Regions from separate parts of the Homo sapiens genome. Here region 1 is linked to region 2. A link is a loop called in an ENCODE intact Hi-C map of the cell type or tissue named here. Cell type or tissue: GM12878. All regions are shown on one strand. Links, peaks and the distances in the headings refer to the core of each region. The heading gives the core; the rest is flanking DNA. Region 1 overlaps BTG1-DT (BTG1 divergent transcript). Region 2 has its middle 18 kb from the start of CLLU1.

Region 1 (8,862 bases), core at 2,847-5,346, 220 kb before region 2:
AAATGGAGATTGGAATTATGCTGCCATAAAGCAAGATACACAGGAACCACCAGAAACTAGAATAATCAAGGAAGGATTCTCTTCTAGAGTTTGCAGAGGGAACATGGCCCTGCTGACACCGTGACTTTAGACTTCTAGTCTCCAAAACTATGTGAATAAATTTATGTTGTTTTAAGTCATCTAATTTGTGATCATTTGTTATGGCAGTCCTAGAAAACTAACACACCATCGTTTGGACTGCAACTGTGATCCTAGATGATTGCAAAAGGGCTGCAAACTTATTTTCTCTTCTCATTCCCAGAGAACTAAGAAAAAATATATAGATACACCTCAGAGATAGTGCGGGTTTGGTTACAGATCCCATAGTAAAGATAATACCACAATAATAAAAAAGAAACTCATAAAATTTTTGGTTTCCCAATACATGTAAAAGTTATGTTTAAACTGCTATGTCTGTTAAGCTGCAGTAATATCATGTCTAAAAAACTCAGTGGACAAACTTTAATTAAATTTTTTTTTATTTTTGAGACAGAGTATCTCTCTGTCACCCAGGCTAGAGTGCAGTGGCACGATCTCGGCTCACGGCAACCTCCGCCTCCCGGGTTCAAGCGATTCTCCTGCCTCAGTTTCCCATGCAAGTGGAATTACAGGTGCATGCCACCATGACCGGCTAATATTTGTATTTTTAGTAGAGACAGGTTTCACTATGTTGGCCAGGCTGGTCTCGAACTCCTGACCTCAGGTGATCCACCCGCCTCAGCCTCCCAAAGTGCTGGGATTACAAGCATGAGCCACTGCGCCCGACCTAAAAATATTTCTTGCTAAAAAAAATGCTAATGATCATCTGAGCTTTCAGTGAGTTGTAATCTGTTTGCCGGTAGAGGGCCTTGCCTTGATGTTGTTGGCTGCTGACTGATCAGGGTGGTGGTTGCTGAAGGCTAGGTGACTGTAGCAATCCCTTAAGATGAAACAATAATAAAGTTTGCCACGTCAATGGACTCTTCCTTGCATGAAAGATTTATCTGTGGCATGTGATCTGTTTGATAACATTTCACCCACAGAACTTCTTTCAAAATTGGAGTCGATCTTCTCAAACTCCGTCACTGCTTTATCAACTAAGTTTGTCATATTCTAAATCCTTTATTATTTTAACAACGTTCAGAGCGATCTTCCCAGAAGTAGATTCCATCTCATGAAACCACTTTCTTTGCTTAACCATGGGAAGCAACTCCCCATCTATTCAAGTTTTGTCCCAATATTGTAGTAATTCAGTCACATCGTCAGATGCCATTTCTAATTCTAGGTCGAGCTATTTCTATCACATCTGCCGTTCCTTCCTCCACCAAAGTCTTGAATCCCTCAAAGTCATCTATAAGGAAGAAGAATCAGCTTCTTCCAAACTCCTGCTAATGTTGATATTTTGACCTCCTCCAATGACTCATAAGCGTTTTTAATGGCATCTAGAATGGTGAATCTTTTCCAGAAGGTGTTCAACTTTGCCCAGATTCATCAGATGAATCACTATCTATTGAAGCTGTAGCTTCATGAAATATATTTCTTAAGTAAGAAGATTTGAAAGTCAAAGTTACTCTTTGATCCATGGGCTACAGAATGAATGCTGTATTAGCAGCCATGAAGACATTAATCTCCTTGTACAACTCCCTCAGAGCTCCTGGGTGACCAAGTGCATTGTCAAAGAGCAGTAATATTTTGAAAGGAATCTTTTATTTATTTATTTTTTTCCTGAGCAGTAGGTCTCAATGGTGGGCTTAAAATATTTAGTAAACAATGCTGTAAACGTATTTCCTGTTTGAAATATCTGCAAGTTTGAATTATTGAGCGAATCACCAAAACTGAACATGAGACACGAAGTGAGCATGTGCTTTTGAAAACAATAACACCAGTAGACTTGCTAGACACAGGGTTGCCACAAACCTTCAATTTGTAAAAAATGTACCAACTGCAAAGTGCAACAAAGCAAAGCACCATAAAACAAGGTATGCCTGTATTTAGACTGAGTAAGTGTATAACGTGATATCCGAGGACATACACATAACTTTACATATGTCATAATTTACTTATGTAATTTACATATTTTACATATGTAATTTACATAATTTACATATGTCATAACTTTACATATGTCACAATTTTAATTGCTAAAATTATTTCCCCATTTGACAAATGAGCACATAGGGGTTGAAAGAGTTTAAATAACTGGTGTCAAAAAGTGTGTAACAATAAGACTAACATTTGAGTGATTACCATGTGTTAGGCACCATGCCAGGCTGTTTATATAAATTATCTTAGCTCATCCTGACAGCAAAACTATACAGCTGGGTACTTTTCAATATTTCTCTATTTTAAAAATGAAAGAACTGAGGCACAGAGTGTAAATGATATGCCCAAAGTCTCTGGTACTTGGCAGAGGAAGAATTTGAACCCAAGGAGAATGATTCTAAAGCCCAGGTCCTATGCTGTATGTGGACACTGTGTCTTCACCAGCCCCTCCATCCCTGCCTCTGATTTCACAGGCACTCCACACACCCACTAACTGCCCTTTAGCATCCTGTAATTGTGATTCTATTATCTCGGCCATTTCCAATAGAATGCTTTCTTTAACTCTCTTACCAGTACTCTTATCACATCAAAACAGCAATAAAGTATGCTTATTTTTCCTGATTTCAGAGTTAATCTTTACAAAATGCTTTGGATATATGAAGCAAGTCTAGCAGCCAAAATATTATATAGGTTTCTACGATGTGTTCTGTTTGGGATTCCAGCAGCAAATCCACTCTGTTTTTTCTACATTGTTTGATCACAGTCAGTATTCTGCGTTTAGGCAGTTCTGAAGGGACCTTCTTATTTGTCACAATTATACAGTTGTAGTTTGATAAATGTTCAGCACCCTGGTACAACAATTGATTCTGTTTTTGTTGTTTTATCCCCCTTTTCCAGAATTGTATATTTCCACATATGCTGGACAATAGGCAGAAAGTGGAGACCCAAAGAACTTGTGATATGACGGACATAAGAAGCTTCAGTTGGCCTCAAATGTCAAATAATATCCTTCCTGAATAATCAAGAATGTCAAGCTTTTACTTTCTACATCTTGGACTGTACTTTGTACCAATCTCAAGTCCCATATGATGCACTTTCTAGGTGAAAAGTTTTTTTTTACAGACCTTAAATTTTTCTTTATTTACTTTTTAGAGTGATGGTATATATTAGTTTCACCACGTTAGTAATTCATGCTATATAAATGATAAGCCAAAGTAAGAAAAATAGTGAAATGAATTGCAAATCTAACTACATTTTTTAGTTTCCATAATCACCACAGAAATTGCTGTTAGTGCACTTGATCCAAGAAGAGTCATTCACAATCTCTCCCTTGCATGTTTCCCACCTGGATACAGATTCGTTTAGAGGTCAGCCTCTGACACAAGATCAGTCAATCCAATGCCTGCCATTATAGTTTTGGAAAGGTGCCTAAAAAGACATTAATTTTCCTCCAAATGACAGAAACTAAAGGCAGGTGAATGCGGCAGCTATTGGTGTACTTGGATGCTGAGGATCAGGCAGAGTGGCTTGGTAATGAGAGAGATGAATGAGACAGACACCCAGAGAGAAAGGAAATTAAGGAGCAGTAAAAGCATTTTACACCCCTCCCTCCACTCTGCCAACCCTCAGGGCTCATACACTTTTGCTAACTATATCACTTATGTGCTGTTGTATACCAAATTACCTCAAAACTAAGTGGCTTAACACAACAGCATGTATTATCCCACAATTTCTGTGGGCTGAGAATCTAGACAGGGAGTAGTTGGATCCCCTGTGTCAGAGTCTTCCACGAGTTTGCAGTCAAAGTCCTGACTGAGGTTGTGGTTTCATCTGAAATTTCAAATGGGGAAGGATCCTTTCCCAAGTTCACTCATATGGCTGCAGTAGGATTCAGTTTCCTGCAGACTGTTACACTAATAGCCTCAGTTTCTCACCACCTGTTGGCCAGAGGCTGCACTCAGTTTCTTGTCACATAAGCTTCTCAGCTCACAGCATGGCATCTGCCTTTGTCAGAGTGAAAAGAGAAAAAGCCACCAAGAAGGAAGTCATGGTCTAATCTTGGAGGAGAATCTTATGACTTTTGCTGCTCTCTTCTTGTTAGAAGCCACTACATCCAGCCTCTACTCATGGGAAGGAAATGACACAAGGTGTGGGTATCAGGAGGCAGAAATCTTTGAGAGCTGTTTTAAAAGCAACCTAACACACTGACATATTTCAGTCCTTAGGCACTGTAAAATAGCCCAAATATCCCTGCAGTACATCTGAATGCTTGCCTAAATTCTCCAAAATTCTTTTCTATTATTTACAATCAAAACTTCTTACATATATCGAATAGTTTAATTAAATCCAAATTTAGAATCAAGAGGCAATTGTATTATGAGAAAATATATTACTACATTTCTAAGTTCCTTTGTCACACATACACAAACACAACTAACAGAGTATTTAATAGTGATAAAGGCTGAGATATGAGAAAACAAAATACTAGGAATTCTTACTACTAGGAAAATAAATCCTATGAAGATGAAAATTGCTGAAATTTTCAAGTAGATAGTGAAAATACATGGTGGTTGTGGCATTTCTTCCTCTCCTCCCCTTCTTCCTCCTCCTCCTCCTCCTCATCCTCCTCCTCCTTCTTCTTTTAAAACCCTAAATACTTTCATGGAGGTCATTTATTTTTCCATGCTTTTCATTTTCTAAACATCTTAGTTTTCTCTCATCATCTTATACAGTGGAAAAAGTAAGCAAAAAAAATAGGATAACACTATGATAAATTTGAATGTTTCTCTGCTTCAGATTACAAGGTACGTTTTTGTGGTAATTATAAAAATTGAAAAAAAAATGGTGAAAACCCCTTATCTTGGGTTACTGTGTCAAGTAGGAAGTTGAGCAGCATTTCAAAAAACACCTTTAGCAAAAGTCCCCTCCCTGGTTTTTCCTGCAAACATTAACCTCAAGCGTTTAGTTCCTTCCATATTATTTATACATTTAACCTCAAAATTTTATTTAAGAAGTCACAAGAAGATCTAAGAAAAGGCCCAAATGTCAGCCATCTGTGGACCAGACCTGAAAATCTTCCTGGAGGAGATGAAAACCTCTCATTTCATAGAACTGAAAAAGGGCCATTGTATAGACCAGCAGCTGCGGTGCAGCTCCTCCAGGTCTCACCACTGAATCAGGAATCCTATAAATATGCACCTCAACCACATAAACAGTTTCTCTTCAGTTTCTGGATTGGAGTTTATCTTTGCTGTGCAGAATCAATTTAGCTTTGGACAGAAAAATTTGCAAGAAATCAAAAAAGCGGGTTTAAAAAGCAAACAAAGAGACAGGATGGGCACGATTTCCTAAACATACCAGAACAGAGCCATGTGTTGGATGCTATATAAGAAAGCAAAGAAATTCCCAAAAGATTACCTCAAGTTGGTTTCTCATTTTGGTAAAGATTTCTTGTGTCTCTTGGTTCTATCAATTTAAATAGAGCCTGAAAGATACAATGACAGTATAAACTATGTCCAAAAGACCTCCGAATCGGAAAGGGAAGTTTGGTGCCTCCCAAAAGGAGGGTGAGGGGCAGGAGAATATGGTGAATATATATCACTTTTCGCAGGCGCCTCTTCTGGATTTTGACCGTTATAAAGCAGAACAAATAGATAAAGAAAGAAGACTCACAAATGGCTTTTTTCATTAAGATGATATACCTTTCATTTCTACTTTTTCTCAGTTGATAAGCCCCAAAATAACACAGAGACACTGAAAAAAGCCTTCTTACAACCTTCTTACAATTTTCTATACTGCCAGTTTCACCAGCCTTTTAGGTGTTGGTTGGGACCCTACTGGCCTCTAACGCTGGTTTTTTCAGTAGTGTATCCACCAACTGGTTCTGATTGGCACTTTTCATCTTCAAATATGCGATGTTCTGCCTCACTGACAATGGCAGATGGGCCAGTAAATCTCAATCTTGACCTCACATTAGGATCACCTGGGAAAGTGTTAGAAAAACAAAATCCCAGTGTCCAGGCTTCTCCCTGGACCAATCAAATCTGAATCTCTAATGGTAGGATTCATGCACTGATATTTTTTGAAGCTTCCCAATGACTGCCATGTGTGGCCAAAGCTGAAAACCCCTGTTAGATTCTATTTTGGTATATTAACTATGATCTTAACTAATGAAAGTTGCTGAACTGCTGGGGAACTTGACTAAGCAATGGAATATCCCTTAGAAACACAATGAACACCCACTAATTTTAGGCAGTAACACAAAATTATTGGGGCCTTAATATTCTCTTTAGAGAAATACATTCCACAGAATTCCACAAGTTGTAGATGACATGTTCTCGCTTATGAAAGAATATGCCACCAGGTTCATAGGAGAAAAAATATGGTGCTGCTTTTACTAAGCCACCAAAGAGAACAACATAAGAAAATCATCAATTCCTAACTATGGTGAAAGTGCCTATAATATATCACAAACATGAGAAGCAACCTTTTCACCATTAAGTGGACTCTGACAAAGCAGTTAATAGAATCTTGAAGTCTAGAAGGAATCCTTTAAGATGTGTAATAATACTATTCTACACCTGAGGAACTTAGGGTCAGAGATAAGTGGCTAGTCTGATAATTTACTGCTCATGAGGGGTGTTATAAAAACTGCCCTTGTCCTCATTCCTAGTCCAGGGGTTGCATTTTTAATGTACACAGAAGCATTTAATTTCATGTATGGCCAATAGTAAACGCTCAATAAATTGTAGCTGTTGGGAGAAGTAATGATGATAGTATTAATGATCACATTGGTAATAATAATGTCTACGGGGTTTTCCAGTGTTATAAACACTGCCTTAAAATCCTTAGCAAATAAAAAACTATTTCTTGCTGGGCACAGTGGCTCATGCCTGTAATACCTGCTACTCAGGAGGCTGAGGTGGGAGGATTGATTGAGGCCAGGAGTTCAAGGCCACCCTGGGCAACATAGCAAGACCCCATCTCTAAAAACAACCAACCAAACAAAAACCTATTTCTTTTGTTGATGACACCTTATTTATTTGAAACACAAGAAATTTAAAAAGCAAAATAATAAACAGGGGAAATAAAAAGCCTTTCATTTAGAGCTGCAATGAAAATTTAGCATAGTCTTTCACTATTGAATGACTCATCAGTTGAACACTTTATGTAATTAATTATAAAATATATGTAATTTGATCTGATTTTGTCTAGAAGATTCTAGAGTATCATTTTCCTTATGCAAATACTATACATATGTTTATATCTAAAGAGTTAAAGGTACTTTCACAGGTTATTTAATTCAATTCTCACATACAATTAGAAAACGGAGATATTATCCCTCCTTCTTTAAAATTAAAAAAACATAAGCTCAGAGAATGAAAGGGGACGTGGCTAAAGTGGCTCCACTAATAAGTGGCATGGCCAGTAGTTCATCACAGGTTTTCCACCTTTGAGACTGTCCTTAGGTTACTTCTTTGGACTATGTCACTCTGGCCTTTTGAATAATTAACTTTACAGAGCAAGAGTGTAATGCTATGTCCCTGGCTTTCATCAGGCAAAATGTGAAACACATCCATTTGAAAACTTGCTTTTTGAAAACACAGGACCTCATTATGTTGTTCAGTGTCTCTCCTTTAAATTCTCAACGACAAATTATTCTCCGAGTTCAGAGTCAGGAAAGTATCTATATCATCCACCAAAACCGGGAGCTTTCTTTTGTTAGATCTAGAGAGTTATATGATCCATTGAATGTCCCTCCTTGCCTTGGCTTCTAGGGTGCTCAGAGCAAAGTTTTATACTTAGTCACTCCGGTTCTGGTTCTTCTCAATCCAAGTTTCTATTGCATCCTCTCTCTCTTCCCCTTCACCTCCCAAACCACTACCACCTTTAATATATTACTTTCGCTTTTTGTATTTATCAGTGATTCAATTTTATTTTACTGTGATTTTGGTAAACATCCGTAGTGTTCAACTACTTGGCAGATTTGTCCCCCTTTTTGTGATAATAGAACTCTAACACTTCTTGGTTACATCACATGTTTTACTATCTGATGATTATGTTGGTCATCAATCCTTCTTCTGCAAGGAACACAATATAACAACATTACAATGCATCTTTGTTTTGTTTTTGCTGATTTGGGTAGAACATAGCAAAAATAAAAATGCGTTCATTTTCTGTCATTTTGGTAATAAATCTGAAGCCATGCTTAACAGAATAGTTTTAAGTTTAAAATGAAATAATTTTATAAATATTTTACCCTTTTAAAACAAGGACGTCTCAGTTCTTATGGCATCAAGATGCTCAAATTAAATTCACAAGGCTCTTCAGGACCAATTATATCGGTGTTTAACCCTCCCAGTGTCTTTTTTGCATCTTAATATCATTGATTTCTTTACCAATAATGCCAAATACAGAAACTACCCCTGCTTATATGGCTTATATGTGTACTTTGTGTATATGTGTATATGTGTACTTTGTGTATATGTGTATATATATACTTTGTTTCTCTAATTGGTATTATTCAGATTCAGTGCCTCAAAATTGGCGATAATCTCACCCATGGTCCTCTTCTCAAAGGTTCAAAATGTGGCTTAAAGTATTTTATGTGTGCATGTGTGGTTCACAGAATCAGTTTTATATCTTTTAGTTATACCTCCTGTTACTGACTGTTTATGCCTCCTCAAAACTCATATGTTGTTTGGGCATGGTAGTTCGCGCCTGTAATGCCAGCATCTTGGGAGGCCAAGGTGGGAGGATTGCTTGAGCCCAGGAGTTTGAGATCTGCCTGGGCAACATATA
Region 2 (8,862 bases), core at 3,719-6,218:
AGACTCCTGACATAGGGACTGAGGCTTGCAATTCTTTGAGCTGTAATCCCTTGTTATTTACTTGGAGCATCGTTGCTGTGTTGGTACTGTGTCGGGGGAGAGAAAGAATTCTACAGCCCTGTGATTAGATCTGTCTTTCAGTGAGCCTGAGTTGGGTATTTCCCTTTCCCAGGTCGATGAGGCCCCTGGTAAAACCCCCGTGGGATGGGTTCTTGTAAAGTATTTTCCCTTGAAGGAAATCCTTCTTAAGGAGAACAGAGAGCTCTGGGCTTATTCCAACACGGCTATTTCTCCGCCCCAACCCCTCAACCCCAAAGGGAAAGAGGAGAGGATTTTTCTTCAGGTTCCATAGTGGAAACCTGATGTTACTCCTGGAGGTACAACTCAGGAAGGTATGGGGAGGCCCCTGTGATTGGGCCCGCTGGGAGTTTTTAAGTCTCAAACTTGTCCACACACAGCTTACAGCAGTTTGTTAATTACTGCTCAGTTTCCTGGCTTCTGCTCCTGGTAAACTGAAATTCTCTGTATCCATCCGTCTGACTCCCCTGTTCTCTGGGAGGCAGTTTGGCCTGTGATCTCAATTTTCCGAAGGTTCTAAGAAGAGTTTCCAGTTTTCAGTTTGTTCAGTTTTTTTTTTTCTTTTGTAGATAAGGGTGACAACTTCCAAGCTGTTCACTTGTCAGATCTGGAAACTAGAAGAGCGCTCAGTTTTTGTATACATTTCTTTTTCCCTGGCTTCTCCTGAGCCTGAAATCTTTCCAAATGGTAGTTGTGGTCCCAAGTCCAAGAAGTGATAAGAAAAACAATGGGAATTAAGATTTTAGATAGAACAAATGGAGTGAACTGCAAGGCAGGGCCCCAACTTTGTAACTGCGTCTCTCTTCTCAAGGTGTTCTGAATCCAAACAGGTCCATTGAGGGCAGCCCTGTCCTTCCAAAGCCCACTGCTGAATTTGGGTGATGCTAGTAACACAGAACAGTCTCTTATGCTCAGGTCAGGCACATTTACACACAGGCCAATTCTTTAGGGCTGACTCTTGGAAACGCAATTGAATTGTTCTGTGTTGTAGATATTTGGGTACAAAACACATTTGCTCCACATTCTCGAGTGTGACATTCGCAGATCAGTGAGTACCAGTGAAAAGGAAGAAGCATGACACACAGAAGTTTCAGAAAAAGGATGCTGGGTTTTAGGCAAAGCAGCAGAAAGGGAGCACTACGAAAGGCCCTGAGTTTACCAACAGCCACCTAGGCCTCTACACAAAGAGCCGGGAGAGAAGAGAAAAAGAGGACAGAGTGGCAGAAAGAAGACATTCTAGTCCTCTTCAGCCTTATTTTGGTATCTAAAGGATGAAAAATGAGAGGAGTGAACCTACTTCTTTAAGGAAGTTCTTCTCAAACTTTCATTGTGCCTCCAAATCACATGGGAAACCACGTAAAAATGCACATTCAAATTCAGTGGGTTGGGTGCAGGGCTCAAGATTCTGCATTTCTTTATTTCTTTCTTTCTTTTTAATAGAAATGAGGTCTTACTGTGTTGCCCAGGCTGGTCTGGAACTCCTGAGCTTAAGCAATCCTCCCACCTTGGCCTCCCAAAGTGCTGGGATTACAGGCTTGAGCCACTGCACTCAACCAGATTCTGCATTTCTAACAAGCACTCAGGTGATGTTGACAGCACTGGTGCTCAGACCACACTTTGAGGAGCAAGGGTCTAACAGACCTTCCAAAGGGGCATTTCTTAACTCTCGCTCTATGCTCACCTCTGAAATAACAGCAGCCACAGCCACTCACTTTGTTCCCTAAAAACAGCATGTGTATTCTTAGCCCAAGGTGATCTGCCTTCTGGGACAGCTGTTGGCCTCTTCTCCATGTCTGTAAGTCCTCGGCTTTCTTTTCTAAGCCCAATCCAAGTCTCTGTCCTTCATGAAAACTCCTCCACGACTTGGGGTCTTTGTAATCAGTGGCTCCTTTGGACTTCTGTACCTTTGTTGGGCTTAGCATTTTTACAAGCATCGGTTGCTACTGACCTTTTAAATTTGTCTCCTAACTAGATTTTAAGCCTCTTGAATACAGGACACACACACACAGAGTACGCCTTGTCACTGTTTCATTCCTCAGGCCAAAAACAGAGCCCTGCTCATTAGAAGATTGTGCAGTGTAGTGAAAACAGCCCAGGGAGATATGATTTCAATTCTCAGCTCCATCACGCAACAGCTACTGGACCCTACATGGAGTATTGCTCCTTCAGTCTTCATGGTAATGGTGGTGATGGTGGTGGCGGTGGTGATGGTGATGGTGGTGGTAGTGGTGGTGGTGTGCAGGTAGAATGTTTATACTTCACAGGGTTGTTGAGAGGAATGAAGAAAATAAAGTTAGCCAAGTGGCAAACCTAGCGCCTGGCACAGAGTCAGAATCAGCCCTCAGCACATTTAAGTCTTCTCTCCTCCAATTTCTTTTGCTTTTCTCCTTAATATGGGTTGTGAGGGTACATCCTCATCCTGACAGTCTCTCCTTGAAAAATATTATATCAAGTGTGACAATATTGGAAGATTTTCTTCCATCTCATTTAAAGGGCCCACAGATATTCAAAAGAAGAGTCCCTACATCATTAAAAAAAAAATACTCAGACTCATAGCTCAGAGTAGCAACACACATATCAATTTCTGATCTGATCAGGAAAAAGGGATATTTTAAGTCAGTGTAATCAAACCACATGAAACCAATTTTCCATGTGTTTCCCAGTGTTTGCCCTTTCCATCAAAGTTTTTTCATCTGTGTGGTAACTATCAATGTACCCAGTTGTCTCGGGTTGGGGTTTATGCCTGAGCAATGGACTGCCTTATGTTCAGTGGTAAGAAACACAAATGCATAGCCACTTTGGGAAAGTAACCTGCAAAAGCAAATTGCCCTTGCTTGGGCTGGGACTCACCAACAATGTATGGGAACAAAGATTGGTATTAGGAGACCCTTTTTGGGTAAGCTGTGCCAGACAGACAGGCTTACCAGATTGCAAAGGAGATACCAGATCAATCTCCTGGCAGAGCAGAGAAGGTGAAGTGCATGTGAGATGATGGAACAAGTCTAGGTTTGGCAATCCAGACATGCGGATTTAAATGCCAGCTCCTCTCTTGTTAGCTGTGTTACCTAAGGCAAATTTCTCAACCTCTTGAACTTAATCTATAAATATGGAAATAACATTGTCTACCTTATACTATTGTTTGAGAAATTAATGGAACTATATATCTAAGTCATGTAAAGTACCAAAGAATGTACATGATTGTAAGAGGAGCCCAGTGAATGTTAGCTCCCTTCTAGCATTTCAGGAAGAGATGGCACTTGGGTGTATTGCTGCGGTGGGAAATTAGAAGGGTCTTGCTGTCCTCTGTCTAGCAACACCTGAGATTGGGTGCCTGAGAGGGAGGGAGGACTAACAGATCCAGTTTTTGATTTCTTAAAAGGTGGTATCATTGTTATCCCTCTCCCTTCTATTCTCCTCCTTATTTTTCCACTACCTCTTTTTCTTCTCCTCACCTCTCCCCCTCCTTCTTCTTCATGTTCTTGTTTTTCTTCTTCTTCCTCCTTCTCTTCCTCTTCTTCTTTTTCCCCTTCCTCTTCTTCAAATTTGATTTAAAGGTAGAATTGATTCCTTTCAACTGAAATACGTGGCTTATTTACAGCTATTAATGATATAATAAACCCAGAAAATAATTAATGATTGCTTGCAAATTGAATTGGATTATACTAAACTGTTGGTTCCTCTGCAATACAGTAGCTTTACTTGGTCTTTATGAGCAAACTGTCATATGCTAGGCTTTCTTCACAGTTTGAAGATCTCTTTTGGTATAATTTAAATTCAGTTTATGAACTCTGGGCACCACCTCCTACAAAGCAAAGGAGAATGTATCCTTGGTTGTTTTTAACTTAAGGCAAGTTCATATGGGAATTACAGAGATGAAATATGACTACCAAAGTCCTCTCAGTGACAGGGGACATGAAAGCAGCAGTTAACCATACAGGAGAGGCTTGGCAGAAGTTAGGGGAGGAGTTTTCACATTTCCTTATATTAAATTTTGTGCCAGAACCAACCATTTAGGTGACCTAGAAGTGTGCAACTAAAAATTGATACTTGTTTTTTTGTCATAAAACAATATACCCCACTGCAACAAATTCAAACAATATACTCTATTATTATTTCTTTATTTATTTCTTCTGCTGACATAAATTGTTTGGGGGCAAGCTGAGAGAGTTTTCTTCAACAGAATTTTAGTCAAAACTACATTACACCTGCTACCAAGCAAAGCACTCTCAGGCTGCAGTTTCCCTAGCTGTCATGGATAGAAACAAGGTTATCACAGTGGAAACTATGCCCTTATTCAAGAGTAATTCACTTTATAGCAGCCAAGTCTCTAACTGCAGTCCAAGGATAAAGAAATCAAGAGCAGTGATCAGATGACATCCAAGGCTTGAAGCAGCTTAAAGATCTTCCAGCAAAGTCAGACTTTCTTGGGTGACTTCTCTCAAAGTCTTGGGGATTAGCTTCCAATGTGTTTCTATGAAAGGGAAATGTTGAGAAATAAAATAAAGTGGTGAAAGGTTAGGATTAAAGAGGATTTTGTTCAATGTTGAGCCCTGTGAAAATATCACATGTTCAGATGAATTTGAAAAAGTCCAGTAGACTCTTAGATAAAAAAGAAGTATGTGTAGATAGAGGTGGCTGGTCAAATGGAAGCATTAATACTGCTGAGATAGATGGTGACTGATTAAATGGAAGCAGCCACACATCCATTCATTTCTCTGAAAATTAGCAGCTGTTGGCTGATAGACACCTTTCCTTCACATGCTCTTGCTGAAGTGATAAGAAGTGAAAAGAGCTTGAGGCAGGACTATTTTGAGTTCCAGGCGATCTGTGTTGCTATGAGATCTGAGATTAGTGGTTAAGTTGGTGCCGGATGTCATCCAGCAGCTGATCATGAAACCTCTAAAAGTTAAGTTCATTTCTCAGAAATCATCTGAGCATGTGGGCTGTTCAAGAAGGTGATTGAATTGCTGTTTCTTGGGATTTCCCCACCCTCAGTCCAAGTGAACTAAAGGGATTAATGGCCTTGATCCTGTAAGCATTTTTTTTACGCACCATGTTAAAATGTAACATGTTCTGTCCTTTTGTTCGAGGAGCCACTAATTCAATTGTTGCCCAAAACTTTATGCTGATTACTTTGTAATTATACCAAAATACCATTTTAGCTTCTTATTAACCACTGAGTTAAAAGACATTTATAGAAGCATGAGATGTCAAAGTCAGGTGAATTAGTGAAAAGTAGGCACAAAAAGTTATGGGATTCATGTAGCCTGAAATTTACATCTGTGTAAACCTTTGGCAGTTTGGCAGCTAAGTCTGCAGCCTCTGAGGGTGGTAAATGGCAGGAACTATGCCCATGTGTGAATGGTAATTTGCATTCTATAGTTAGGAGTGCCTATTTAACTGCCCCTGGCACTATGTAATTTTCTGTGCCTCAGCTTACTCTTCAGTAACATGTGGTAGTTAGTAATATAGTACCTATGCCACAGCATGTTCCTCACATGTAGTATGTGCTCAATTAATATTAACTATTAGTATTGCTACTATCGTTGTTGCTATTACTACAGAAAAGGCCCATGCATCCATCTCAAATGACTCATACCAAAGACTGACTTTAGTAAAGAAGACCAGGAAGGTTAAGGATTAGCCTTCAGAGTCAGGCTTTCATAGTCACAAAGATAGTGATTGGGGGAGTAGTGATAATGGAGGAGCTATTAAGAAGGAACACCATTCTTGATCTGAAGAGACAGTACTTAGAACAAGTATTTCAAAAAAAGAATGCTACCGTTTCCTAGGTTGGTACACTGAGGCTTCTGGGGCTGGAATCTGCTTATTTATGAGATAGATTATGAGAATCATAGGTTTGTAAGGAGCCTTCAGGGTCACCTAGTTCAGCCACTGCTAGGTGAGTTTTCTTCAATAAGAATTTTAAACCTGCCTAAAGTGTTATCTGTGGTATCCACCCGCTTCTTCTGCCTTATCTTTGGTCTCCTTTCTTGTCCTTCTCAACCCCACACAATGTGTCAGCACACACAGTGAAACTCCCTGTCCAAAAGGAGAAAAGGCTAAAGGAATTCACATTGAAACAGTTGTGCTAGGCTTCATCCCAAGAATGTGTGCTGGTGTATGTGTGTGTGTGTGTTTTTAATAACTTTTCAAAAATAGAAAAAAATTTCCTAAATATCAGCTTAGTAATTTTCCCTGACACTAGTCATTTATAATGCCAGGGAAAAGACATTTACACTAACAAATGAGTCTTGATCACTCTCCTTGTGTTCTAGGAAACTGTATTAGCCACGGTTAAGTAGTAGGAGGGCTTTGAGAATGCAGTAACTTCCATTTAGATTGAAAATACAAGATCAAATAGAATATACTAAAAGTGTATAGGCATAAGTATAACAACCTTCTCTTGGGAATATAAAACCTTATAGCAATGCAAGAAATTTGGCTTAACAATTACATTTATATAAAATTTTAAAACTTTTTGTAGAAAGTAAGATTGATATATAGTAACTGGGTGAAGTGGTGAGTGAAAAAGCTAATGTGATCCTAGTGTGTCCGGAATGGGTGGGTTCTTGGTCTCACTGACTTCAAGAATGAAGCTGCGGACCCTCACGGTGAGTGTTACAGTTCTTAAAGGCAGCGTGTCCGGAGTTTGTTCCTTCTGGTGTTCCGATGTGTTCGGAGTATCTTCCTTCTGGTGGGTTCGTGGTCTCGCCAGCTCAGGAGTGAAGCTGGGGACCTTCGCGGTGAGTGTTACAGCTCTTAAGGCAGCGCGTCTGGAGTTGTTCGTTCCTCCCAGTGGGTTCGTGGTCTCGCTGGCTTCAAGAGTGAAGCTGCAGACCTTCGCGGTGAGTGTTACAGCTCATAAAGGCAGTGTGGACCCAAAGAGTGAGCAGCAGCAAGATTTATTGCAAAGAGCAAAAGAACAAAGCTTCCACAGTGTGGAAGGGGACCAGAGCGGGTTGCCACTGCTGGCTCCCGCAGCCTGCTTTTATTCTCTTATCTGCCCCCACCCACATCCTGCTGATTGGTAGAGCCAAGTGGTCTGTTTTGACAGGGCGCGATTGGTACCTTTACAATCCCTGAGTTAGTCACAAAGGTTCTCCACATCCCCACCAGATTAGCTAAATACAGAGTGTCCACGCAAAGGTTCTCCAAGGCCCCACCAGAGTAGCTAGATACAGAGTGTGGATTGGTGCATTCACAAACCCTGAGCTAGACACAGGGTACTGATTGGTGTGTTTACAAACCTTGAGCTAGATACAGAGTGCAGATTGGTGTATTTACAATCCCTGAGCTAGACATAAAGGTTCTCCACGTCCCCACCAGACTCAGGAGCCCAGCTGGCTTCACCCAGTGGATCCCGCACCGGGGCTGCAGGCGCCTTGCGCCCACACTCCTCAGCCCTTGGGTGGTTGATGGGACTGGGCGCCGTGGAGCAGGGGGCGGTGCTCATCGGGGAGGCTCGGGCCGCAGAGGAGCCCATGGAGGGGGTGGGAGGCTCAGGCATGGCGGTCTGCAAGTCCCGAGCCCTGCCCCGAGGGAAGGCAGCTAAGGCCTGGTGAGAAATCGAGCGCAGCGCCAGTGGGCTGGCACTGCTGGGGGACCCAATACACCCTCCGCAGCCACTGGCCCGGGTGCTAAGCCCCTCATTGCCCGGGGCCGGCAGGGCCGGCCGGCTGCTCCGAGTGCGGAGCCCGCCAATCCCACGCCCACCTGGAACTCCAGGTGGCCCGCAAGCGCTGCACGCAGCCCCGGTTCCAGCTCGCACCTCTCCCTCCACACCTCCCTGCAAGCTGAGGGAGCCGGCTGCGGCCTTGGCCAGCCCAGAAAGGGGGTCCCACAGTGCAGCGGTGGGTTGAAGGGCTCCTCAAGTGCCACCAAAGTGGGAGCCCAGGCAGAGGAGGCGCCGAGAGCGAGCGAGGGCTGTGAGGACTGCCAGCACGCTGTCACCTCTCATTAGGTTGCACAGACAGATGTGCAGCTGCTGAAAATAAGGATGTTATAATTTTCCTGCCCTCTTCCCTGGTCAGAGCATATCAGAATCTTGTAGGCCGGGTGTGGTGGCTCACGTCTGTAATCCCAGCACTTTGGGAGGCCGAGGTGGGCAGATCACGAGGTCAGGAGATGGAGACCTTCCTGGCTAATGTGGTGAAACCCCATCTCTACTAAAAATACAAAAAATTAGCCAGGTGTGGTGGCAGGCACCTGTAGTCCCAGCTACTTGGGAGACAGGCAGGAGAATGGTGTGAACCCGGAAGGTGGAGCTTGCAGTGAGCCGAGAATGTGCCACTGCACTCCAGCCTGGGCGACAGGGCGAGACTCTGTCTCAAAAAAAAAAAAAAAAAAAAAAAAAAAAGAATCTTGTAATCTGATAAGAACACCATATTCTTCAAAGGGCTATAGACACACTGAACCCCAGTCTGAGAATAGTGACCAGAATTGGAAAGGGACGCTAAATGAGTTCACTTGAGTAACAGCTGAAGATTCTGGAAGATACTTAGAATAGGGTCAGAGATACCTTTAAATATCCAAGGACAAGGACAAGGATGTACCTGTATGAATACAAAGGTTAAAACAAGCACCAATATATGGTACATTAAGCACTAATGTTTATTGAGAATGTATTACATGTCAGGCACAAGCCATGCAATACATGCATTAATTTATGAGGAAACAGACTCTGAGAAATAATTGTCCCAAGTTGATGGAGTTTGGATACAAACTCAAGCAGTCTGGCTCTAGAGCCTATGTCTTAAGTATTAGCTTATCTTGACAATGCAG

The links. A loop is a pair of places that touch in the nucleus more often than their neighbours do. Peaks named below come from ENCODE experiments on the same cell type or tissue, not always from the same donor. Only the 100,000 strongest peaks of a DNase experiment are listed, where the experiment ranks them.
Region 1: it touches region 2 in a loop (2.2-fold over the local background); 2 of 110 quality-filtered maps call a loop at or near these places.

What each region holds. Positions count from the first base shown.
Region 1 is chr12:92,181,168-92,190,029 of GRCh38, forward strand. It overlaps BTG1-DT (BTG1 divergent transcript), which reads left to right. Exons shown (of 3, transcript NR_135036.1): 3 at 2,959-4,617. Among named protein-coding and RNA genes, the nearest start is that of BTG1-DT, 40 kb to the left of the region's middle. In GM12878, for the core only: no CTCF peak of the experiment used is centred there; DNase peaks (open chromatin) are centred at 4,054, 5,064 and 5,252; H3K4me3 peaks cover 329 bases; H3K27ac peaks cover 1,849 bases.
Region 2 is chr12:92,399,047-92,407,908 of GRCh38, forward strand. No RefSeq gene overlaps it. Among named protein-coding and RNA genes, the nearest start is that of CLLU1, 18 kb to the right of the region's middle. RefSeq lists enhancers at 1,271-1,420, 4,954-5,203 and cis regulatory regions at 4,632-5,165, 5,796-6,245. In GM12878, for the core only: no CTCF peak of the experiment used is centred there; a DNase peak (open chromatin) is centred at 4,935; H3K27ac peaks cover 2,500 bases.